Linked DNA regions of Mus musculus: region 1 is linked to region 2. A link is a contact called in ENCODE Hi-C or POLR2A ChIA-PET data. All regions are on one chromosome and are shown on one strand. Each heading gives the region's core, a stretch centred on a gene start or an enhancer-like site at or near the end of the contact. The rest is flanking DNA. Distances are from core to core; before and after follow the strand shown. Region 1 holds the start of 1700120B22Rik (RIKEN cDNA 1700120B22 gene). Region 2 holds the start of Vps26a (VPS26 retromer complex component A).

Region 1 (4,739 bases), core at 179-2,678, 760 kb after region 2:
CAGTTTCAAAACTGCGTTTCAAGGTCTCTTTTTTTTAAAATGAGGCTGTCATTTTATTTACACCTATCCTCTGCTGGAAAGGTCTTGAGCTTCCTTCACTCTAAGCTAGCAGTACAGTTGTTTAGCATGGGACTACCCCCCGCCCCTCCCCACTTCTTCACGATTGACACACACTCAGAGATTGATAGCTACGGAGTTTCCTCCTAAGGATAAAGAGAGCATGGAACCTCTGTTTAAAAGGTTAAAATGTCAGCAAGCTACTCCATGCTCTTGGTCTTGGCGGCTTACCGAGCAAATCTTTTTCTTGTTCCAACAAATTGTCCTCCATTCATTCACTGGGTCCTTTTTTGAGACCACAACACACACAGATTTAGTATCAAGATGATGTTAAAATTGGCCTGTGAAATCTGGATTTCGTTTTCATGAAGCAGGAACTGTAGCTGTAAGCCCTGTTTTTCTCTGAGTGAAAGAGTTTGGGTAATTTAACCTCGTATCTTCCAAGAAGTTAGCTGAAAACGTGAGCCAACACTGTTCCGGAACCTGAAGCAAAGATGTTGACATTCAGTAAGATTAGACTAAGCCATTGCTCCATTGCTAGCAATATATCTTACATGTTCAAATTAGGTTCAGATGAGTTTAAGGGTTTAAAATGAGTCATCATCGGCTTTTCTAACCGTATTTGTGATGGTTTCGTCTGCTACTTCAAAACCAAAATTAGGAAAGGTAGAATAAAATTATGAAAAGGCTAAAACCCTCCAAGCAGAAAGACAAACCAAAATGAAATTTTCACTTGTCAACGCCGAAGCATTGTTAAAAACACACGGACAAGAACAAAAAAAAAAAAGAAGAAGAAGAAGAAGAGGAAGAAAGAAAATACATTTGACAGCTTCTAGCCCTAGCCGGCTGCATTAGCGTCTTAGAGCAGGGAACCGCAACACTGCGCAGGCTCCTGGATCAGACGAACCCTGGGAGGTCTCCCGCGCAGGCGCACGAATGGGGAAGTGGGCGGGGTCGCGCATGCTCCCCGGCTCACTTCCGGCCAGCCCCTCCCCTCCCCCCTCCCCCGCGAAACCACCGCCCCTCTCCCTTGTCGCCTGGCTCTCCCTCGTCGCCAGCCTCTCCCTCAGCTCTCTCCACCCCTCGTGGTCTCCGCCCTGCTCACCGCCAGCCCTTCCCCTCCCGCTCCATCCGGGTCGCTGACGGCTTGTCTCTCGGTCCGGAGAGTGCTGGCGGCAGCGTTTCTCGGAGGAGCCTGGGAAAGTTTCACGGGCGAGCCGGGCAGCAGAGGCAGCGGAGCTGCGGTCGGGGACGTCGGAGGAGCCGTGGTAATCGCCGCGGCCGGCTGAAGGAGGAAGGTCTTGGGAGCTGGAGAGCCGCCCAGAGGTCCAGGGAGCGTCCGTCCTCCATCGCTTAGGGCTCTCCCTGCCCTGAGAGACCCGGTGAGTCGTTGCCCCCCGTGGGTTCGGGGTAGTGTGACGGAGGCGAGCTCCGCTGGGGCCTTGGGGAAGGGCGCCAGCGTCCTCAACGTTTTCCGGGGCCGGAGTGGTGCACCGCCCTCGGGGAAAGGGTCTCCCTGGGGCCGAGGCCGTGGGGCTGAGCCCGGTGGGGTGAACCCTCTCCCCGGCTCGCCCATAGGTAGCTGCGGGAGTTTGGCTGGCCGGCCCGTGAGGCTGGGTGTGTGCAGACCATTCCTCTGCCCCGGGCCGCGGGAGCTGATCGTGAGGTGCATGGTCAGAGAAAGAGGAAACCAAACTGCCTTGCGTTCTCCTACCTGTTGCTGGCGAGAGAACGTCTTTCCCATACTGGTTCTGACTTTTTGGAGGAAAAAAAAAAGGGTACCCAAACGAAGCGCATTGAAATCGGAGCTATGTTCCTGTCTGATGCTAGCCTTGAAAACACAGAGAGAGAGATAGGGAAAGACAATGCAGAACTCTCTGGAACTTTCGAGTTTTGGTGTCCCAAACTTTTTCTGATAGGAGTGGAGTGAGACAGCTTCGGCACTTTCTAAATAAACATAAATGCAAGAAAATTATGTTTTGAAACCTCAGATTCAGCGAAAGGAATTTAGGTGATTTTGGACAGCAAGGATAAGACTGACTTCTATTAATGCTTCTTAATGCACCATGCTTTTTAAAGAAATGTAAAGGGTTTTTTTTTTTTTTTTAATGTTAATGGAGGATTCCCTCACTTGTTTGTGCACCATGCGTGCCCGTAGTGCAGGAAGCCAGTAGAGGGCGTAGGATTGATTCCCTGGGAGGAGTTACACACAGAGAGCAGCCATGTGGGTGCTGGGAATTGAATCAGGATCCTTTAAAAGAGACATCTCTCAGCCCCTTAATGTATGTCTTTCAAGCGCAGAAGTTATATAGATTTTCCTATCAAAAGTTAACCCTGCCTCCAACCTGGTCTTGTTTGGAAAAAAAACTCAGCAGTCCTGTGATTGTTTTTCATCTTTAAGTAATTTTCCTAGAGGTATGTATTATAATCACATTGATTTGGTTTTAAAATTAAATTAGTAGAGTGAGTTCTCGACCTTAGCATTTTGACTTATAAAATGGAGTCGATTGTTTGAAATTACGACTTGATAATTTCTAATTTTGTACATAGCTTATTAGTACAAATAATGAGAATAGTCTACTTTAAATTGTTATTTTTTTTCTAAAGTTCCATTATTGTTTTTATTTATGTTACAGATAAGAACTTCCATTTTCTGTTGATGTGGAGGTAGGTATCAGATTGTTCTGTGGGGGACTGGAAGATTATGTTTCTGCAGTTGGCTGGATACTTGCTTGTTTGGGCATTGGACACATGCCTTATTTACTGTTCTCATTAAATGTATGTAAACACGAAAACCTAATTTCATTAGAGTACTTATATAGCAGAGTTAAAGCCAGTTACTGTTTTAAGTTTTGCAAAGAATAGTAGAAGGTGATGTCATTTCCTAAACATTTGTATATGGCCCTTTAAAACTGAGAGAACTGACTGTCACCCCAAGCATATTATAAGTATTAAACAAGTGCAGTCCTCATTTTAGCTTAACACTCGATGAGAGAGCAGCTTGCTTTGAGGTCTTACTAACTTTTGTTTTTCTCCTCAGACATAGGGTACCTCCCAGTTTCCAGTGTTTCAGAAGGGACTTTTGTATTGAAACTGGAAGACCAAGGTCATTCCAAGCATGTTGTGCTGGGGCAATGCATCCTATGGACAACTAGGTTTGGGAGGAATTGATGAAGAAATTGTACTAGAGCCCAGGAGAAGTGACTTTTTCGTGAACAAAAAGGTCCGAGATGTAGGCTGTGGACTCAGGCACACTGTGTTTGTCCTGGATGATGGGACTGTGTACACATGTGGATGTAATGATCTAGGACAGCTAGGTCATGAAAAGTCCAGAAAGAAACCAGGTACGGGACATTTCTCTATTTCTAATAATTGATCATTTATTTCACTCTTGAAATGGTGTTTTGTATGACCTCTGTAAATCCTAAACTTACAGGCTTTTTCAAGATTTAAAAGCAAAGTAAAAGTGAAACATACTCTTGACCTTCCTGTGCTGCTTAAGAAGTACATTGTGTGTGTGTGTGTGTGTGTGTGTGTGTGTGGTGTGGGGGGGGGTGTGGGTGTGGGTGGGTGGGTGGGTGGGTGTGGGTGGGTGGGTGTGTGTGTGTGGTTGTTTGTTTGTTTTTATTTATTACTACTACTAGTGGTTGAAAACAGTAACAAAAAACCCTAGACTTCAGTGTTTGTTTTCTTTTATATAGACTATAAAGTTATCAAAATCTTTAATAAGTTCAGCTACCTTGAACAGATTTTGAATTCCTAATTTGTTCTCTGTGATGATTCTGTACTCATGGGGGGATGGTAAAAGCTTTTTATTTTCATTTACTTGTGTAAATTATAATTCTTCCATTTTATTCCCCATTTTACTTTAGGTATGTAATGTTTTGTTGCTTAGTTAGAAGTACTGTTTAATCCCCTAGTTGCTGCTTCCACGTTTTCAGTGCTAGCTTTTAAAGGGTTGTGAATGCCAGGTCTGACTATGGAGAGAGATCTAAGCACAATGTAAAATAATTTATCAGGTAATAAGCATTGGAAACATTTGGTCAGATTTCATGGTGTTTTTCTGGATGTTGTATTTAAAATTGGGTAGTAACACATTTGAGGTGGAATTATTAGATATTTTGCTCTCAGTTGTGATAACCCAAAGCTCCTACAGGAAGGCAGTAAATTCAGAGGAGAAAGCTGCCGTGCTGTTTGTCACAGTAACACACTTAGGCGTTCCCTGTGGTAATCCTTGTTCTCTGTCATCCCATTGTAGGAGGTGTTTAGTTGGTTGGTTGGTTTTCTTTTTGGTTTTTTTTGGGTTTTTTTTTTTTGTTTGTTTGTTTTTGGTGGTCTTGTTTTGAGAGATCAACATAGGTATAAACACTCAGGCAATTAATTGAAGTATCTTTCATACCATCTCTCCACCACTGCCATCCTTAACACCTAGTACTCTTAATTTGCAGATACTGTACCTTTTATTCTTTGTGGGTAGGATCTTAATCTCTTCTCATAGCCTGTAACTTATTACCTCATGATATGTAACTTGATTTTAATGAATGAGAGCATTTCCTTAATAAAGTGGGTCTAATTATTGTAGAACTCAAAGCAGATGAATTTTCTTGTATTACATTTCACGAAAGAATCTCTTAATTATACCAGATTTTCATAATCTCGGGCACTGAGGTGGTTGTGGGTGG
Region 2 (4,719 bases), core at 685-3,184:
GACTTTAACTACAGTACCAGGAGTGCTGAGGCTTTCTTGAGGCCCTCCAACAAGCACAAGGTGCCAAGACATACATTGTTTAGCATTACCATCTAGCAAAACTACACGTGGATACATAAAAATGTAACAAACTCTGTGGGCACCATTTAAGGAAATTTATTAAGTCTGCTTGATGTAAAGAAACAGAACTTGAAGGAAAGGAAAAACATAATCAAAATATATAGGAAAAAAATTTCAGTAAGAAAAAAACTGAACAGAGCTCAGAGGAACCAAAGCTTCCACAATGTATTCACTTGAGCCCACACACAATGAAACAGCAAATTCTCATACATACATGTGTGCCCATACAAAGGCTTTAAAGCTTTACAATTTCGTTTGACAAATACCTTAAAAATAAAAAAAAAAATTGCTCTTAAACTTAACTAGAAGGGCCGGGCGTGGTGGCGCACGCCTTTAATCCCAGCACTCGGGAGGCAGAGGCAGGCGTATTTCTGAGTTCGAGGCCAGCCTGGTCTACAAAGTGAGCTCCAGGACAGCCAGGGCTATACAGAGAAACCCTGTCTCGAAAAACCAAAAAAAAAAAAAAAAAAAAAAAAACTTAACTAGAAGGACTAATTCAACTAAGTAACCAAGAAGAGAGCAATTTAAGCTTTCTTTTCAAATTATAAACAGTGAAAGGAGGACTCCCTAACAGCCTACTAATTCCTTCTTAGTTATTTACAGCAGTTGTAATTTCCACCTTAAACTAATTTATCTAAACAAATGCTTAACTCTCCAGAGTCTGTAAGCTGCAAGGAAGCAAGCAGTTTGCCTTGTTTATCTGTCCCTGGACTCACCCAAAATACTGTTTAAGAAAACGCTCCCTGAATGAACTTCTCCCCCACCCCCCAAACCCTAGAGAAAGCAAATAATTTCTGACTCAAAGTTATTTAATCAAAGCAACGTTTTAAAAATAGACCTGGCTGGCTGGCTTGAGACGAGAAGTTTCAAGCAGTTTATTAAAAGTGGCGAGCTTGGGAAGAGCGGGTAGTATAAGGGGAGCGCACAGTGGGCTCTCATGGAGTATATGCTAAATAACACGAGCCAAAGGAGCTCTAATCTATAGACCGCGGGCGCGTAGTTAAACACTAGCGCGCCCAACGGTGCTTTCCATTAAGTGTGGTTAAGTGCTCTGATTTTCATCCCTGCCTGGGCTCCCAAGACACTGCAACATCCCAAAGTGCTAAGTTATAGAAATCGCTTAGGGAAGGAAGTGAAACCAAGTGCTTAAATCGGCGTCTGGAGATATAAATGAGGGGTCTCGGCTCCGACACCCTCTTGTCTCCCCTCCCTTCCCCTCCTATTCTACAAGTGCCAAAAGCCTCCACCCGAATCAAGAAATCGCAGAATGTCTCCACAACCAGCTTAAAGAAAATAAGCGGACTCTATCGAGCTCGGGACGAGGAAGGTGAGCAGGTCTCGCCAGAGTCCGGAACTGGGAGAGAGGGCACTGACTGTCCTCGGCTACCTTGGAAGGCGAGGCTGCCGAGCTCCGGCTGGGCGGGCTGCGGGTGCCCAGCCAGGGTCCCCACAGCCGGTCGAGGAAGGCGGGCAGAGGCTCCGACATGGCCGGGACAGTGCCGCCGGCCGCAGGTGCTCAGGCCTGGCCGGGAGCGGGCAGCCGTCAGGCCTCACCGCTCCGCGCCCCTTCCCTGCAGGCTCGGCGCCGCGCCCGCCGTTGGGAGTCCCGCCGCGCGCCCCACGGCCCCGCGGGAGACGACCTCGCAGGCAGGCCGCCGCGCACTCACCATTGTCACCGCCGCCGGGTCGCCCACTCCACTCGGCTTTCCCTCAGAAGAACTCCCAGCCTGGGTGCCTGCGCCCCGCCGCCCGTCACGTGACCGTAGGCCATCAGCCGCACGTGACCACTCCTTTTCCTCTTCTCCCTCCCCCCCCCACCCCGCCCCGCTAGAGGCCCCGCCCTGCTAGAGGCCCCGCCCTTCAGGAAGGCCGTTTCGAGGCGGGGCTCCTCCGCCCCGCCTTTCGGTTGAGGGCGTGGTCTGGGTGGGTGACGTCTGGTGGGAGGAGTCAAAGATCTGTCTTCTCAGTCCAGCAACCCTAGAGCTAGTTGTCACGTGACGAGCCGTGCGCTGTCAAACTCCTCCCTCCGGCACGCCCATTTCCTTTTCCCTAGGGAAACTTGGGGGACTCGAGGGTTTGTGCGGGAGGCGTGTCTTTGCGGGCTTGCTGCAGTTCCGACCTTTGCGCCTGATCTGTTTCCCGCCTCAGCCCCGAGAATTGTTGGCCTCCGAAGAGACGGTTAGGGAGAAAAGCTAATCTTTAAAGCACATCCTTTGCAGTCCACGGATAGCTCGTGACGCAGCCTTCCAAGCCGGAGAGGCAGTACTCTCAAATCGGTTCCGCCCTCCTTACCCCCCCTCCCCGGCAACAGCCCTTCCTAAAAGTTTCGCAAGCGTGCAAAACGCAGCTCTCCAACACTCTGATCCAGTCAGTCATTGTAGTGGAGGCCCAGAAAACCTGAGGATAGATGAAATACTACGAAGGCTTAGGAACTGAACCTTTCATTCAGATTTATGGGCGGAGGGGTGTCATCAGCCCTATCATAACGAAACTCAACTTGGGGAGTAGAGTGTCAAGTTGTAAGTCTAAAATATTTAAAGGTTAAAATGAGGCTTCGGTCTCCAATCGCGACAGAATTCAAATACTGGAAATGAGTCTTTTGTTTGTAAGACAGGGGTTCTCATGTACTCATGTAGACTAGGCTAGCCTCAAGTGGAGAGTGAGCACCTCCAAAGTGCCTTCCCAATGCTGTAATTGCAGGAGTCACTGGTGGTTTTATGCATTGCTGCAGATGGAACACTGCACTTCCTTCATGCATGCAGGAGAAATCTGCCTAAAATGATATTATCTGAAAACAAATCTTAAAGATTGCTATGCCAGGGAGCTTTGGAACGAATGGATGTTTGTGTGTATATTTATTGTTGAGACAGGGTCTCACTAGGTGTCCCAGGCTCCTCTGGAATATGCTATGTAGCCCAGGCTGTCAAGAAACACATCTGTCCTCCTTCAGCCTTCCCAATATTGGAGATTACCTGTCATATTTACAGACGGGTAAAATAGTATGGGGACAGAGAAGGGAGTTTAGATCTCAAAATACTATTGATTAAAACCCTGTGATGCAGATGGCTTGGATGAAGGAGCATCACCCACTCTATAAAGAAGGATAAGTCAGGTATAGAGGTTCATAGCTGTAATCCCAGCTCTCCGGAGACAGAAGAAGTAGAAGAATCGCCATGAATTAAAAGACCCCTGGAGATTACACAGTTAGTCCCCTGAATGACCTGGGCTACAGTGTGAGACCTTGTTACAAGGAAACAAAAGAGAGAAACAATTGCGCATAGTCTAAGATCTGAAAGGTTAACTGTGTTTGTTGGTTCTAGCACCATTTGCTCAAAATACTTTCCCCTGTAAACTGCTGTGGTGTGGTATGCTTGTCAAAAATCTATCGATTGGGGCTAGAGAGATGGCTGAGCTAAGTCAAGAGCACTTGCTGGCTACCCCTTCAGAAGCATGAGATTTGATTCCCAGCATCCAAATAGTGGCTCCTTACCAGGGGGATCTGATGCCCTCTTCTGGTCTCCATGAGCATCACATATGCAGGTTTTGTACAGAAGGTCTGCAAAACCTCCATGCACCCAAAGAAAGACTCAAGGAGGTAAAATAAAAACAATACTGGGTCTTCCATTCATGAGCACTGTGCATTTTTCTAATTTTTACCTTTTTTTAGTGTTCTTCACCAGTGTTTCTAATTTCCAGTGTTATACATTTTTATTAAATTTATCTCTAAGTGCCTGTATTTTTTAACACTATTGTAAATAAAACTAAGTTTTTCATTTTTCAGTTCTTCGTTGTGATGTGTGTAACTTTCCTGTATTGACTGTGTACCCTGCAGTCTTCCTAAATTTCTTTGATGATTTGCTCTAGGCTCACACATACACACACACACACACACACACACCTTTTTTAACCTGGGTTTCTTTTTTCCTTTGTGGAGCTGAGGACTGAACCAGAGCCTCATGGATCCCAATCAACCAGCCTACCACTAAGCCACATCCTCGGCTGTCTTCCTGGAATTTCTTGAAATCCTAGATTGAGCATCCTAAATGGATTTTCACTTTCTTTCCTGTCTTCCATCTGTCTCTTGTTGTTTTCCTTTTTCCTTTTCATGTTTCTTTATTCTGGGAGGTGTATATTACATGGTGTGCATGGAGAGCAGAATTTGTACATGTCACTTCTGGGAATTGAGCCCAGGTCCTCAGGCCTGTCAGCAAACACATTTATCTGATGAGCCATCTCACCTGTCCTTGTTTTTCTTTTTGTCCCAGAAATGGTCTTAGTACATATCTCAGGCTGACGTTAGACTCTTGATTCTCCTGCCTCAGTCCCTGAATGCAAAAATTATATCATGAGCCACCATGTTTGCTCATGTTCCAGTTCTCATGATGATGATGATGAGTTTGTGTGTGTGTGTGTGTGTGTGTGTGTGTGTGTGTGTGTGTGTGTATTGTTTGGCATAGCTCTCCGTGAGCTTTCTCTCTCTCTTTTTTTAAAGATTTACTTATTATTATACATAAGTAGCTGTCTTCAAACACTCCATAAGAGGGCATCAGATCTCGTTATGGATGGTTGTGAGCCTCCATGTGATTGCTGAGATTTGAA

What was found. A loop is a pair of places that touch in the nucleus more often than their neighbours do. ChIA-PET counts read pairs that join two places held with the same protein, here RNA polymerase II (POLR2A).
Region 1: a loop to region 2 is called in a map of heart, with 3 times the contacts of the local background. The contact joins the promoter of 1700120B22Rik here to the promoter of Vps26a in region 2. A Hi-C loop is called at or near these places in 1 of 37 maps with a recorded cell type or tissue (heart). POLR2A ChIA-PET finds 5 or more read pairs at or near these places in 1 of 5 experiments (embryonic stem cell).

Annotation. Positions count from the first base shown.
Region 1 is chr10:63,242,725-63,247,463 of GRCm38, forward strand. It overlaps 1700120B22Rik (RIKEN cDNA 1700120B22 gene), which reads right to left and starts at 1,429. Exons shown (of 2, transcript NR_166111.1): 1 at 1,163-1,429; 2 at 1-540. It overlaps Herc4 (hect domain and RLD 4), which reads left to right and starts at 1,073. Exons shown (of 25, transcript NM_026101.4): 1 at 1,073-1,439; 2 at 2,694-2,724; 3 at 3,098-3,401. The coding sequence starts at 3,176.
Region 2 is chr10:62,484,871-62,489,589 of GRCm38, forward strand. Vps26a (VPS26 retromer complex component A) reads right to left here and starts at 1,935. Exons shown (of 9, transcript NM_133672.3): 1 at 1,788-1,935. The coding sequence starts at 1,790.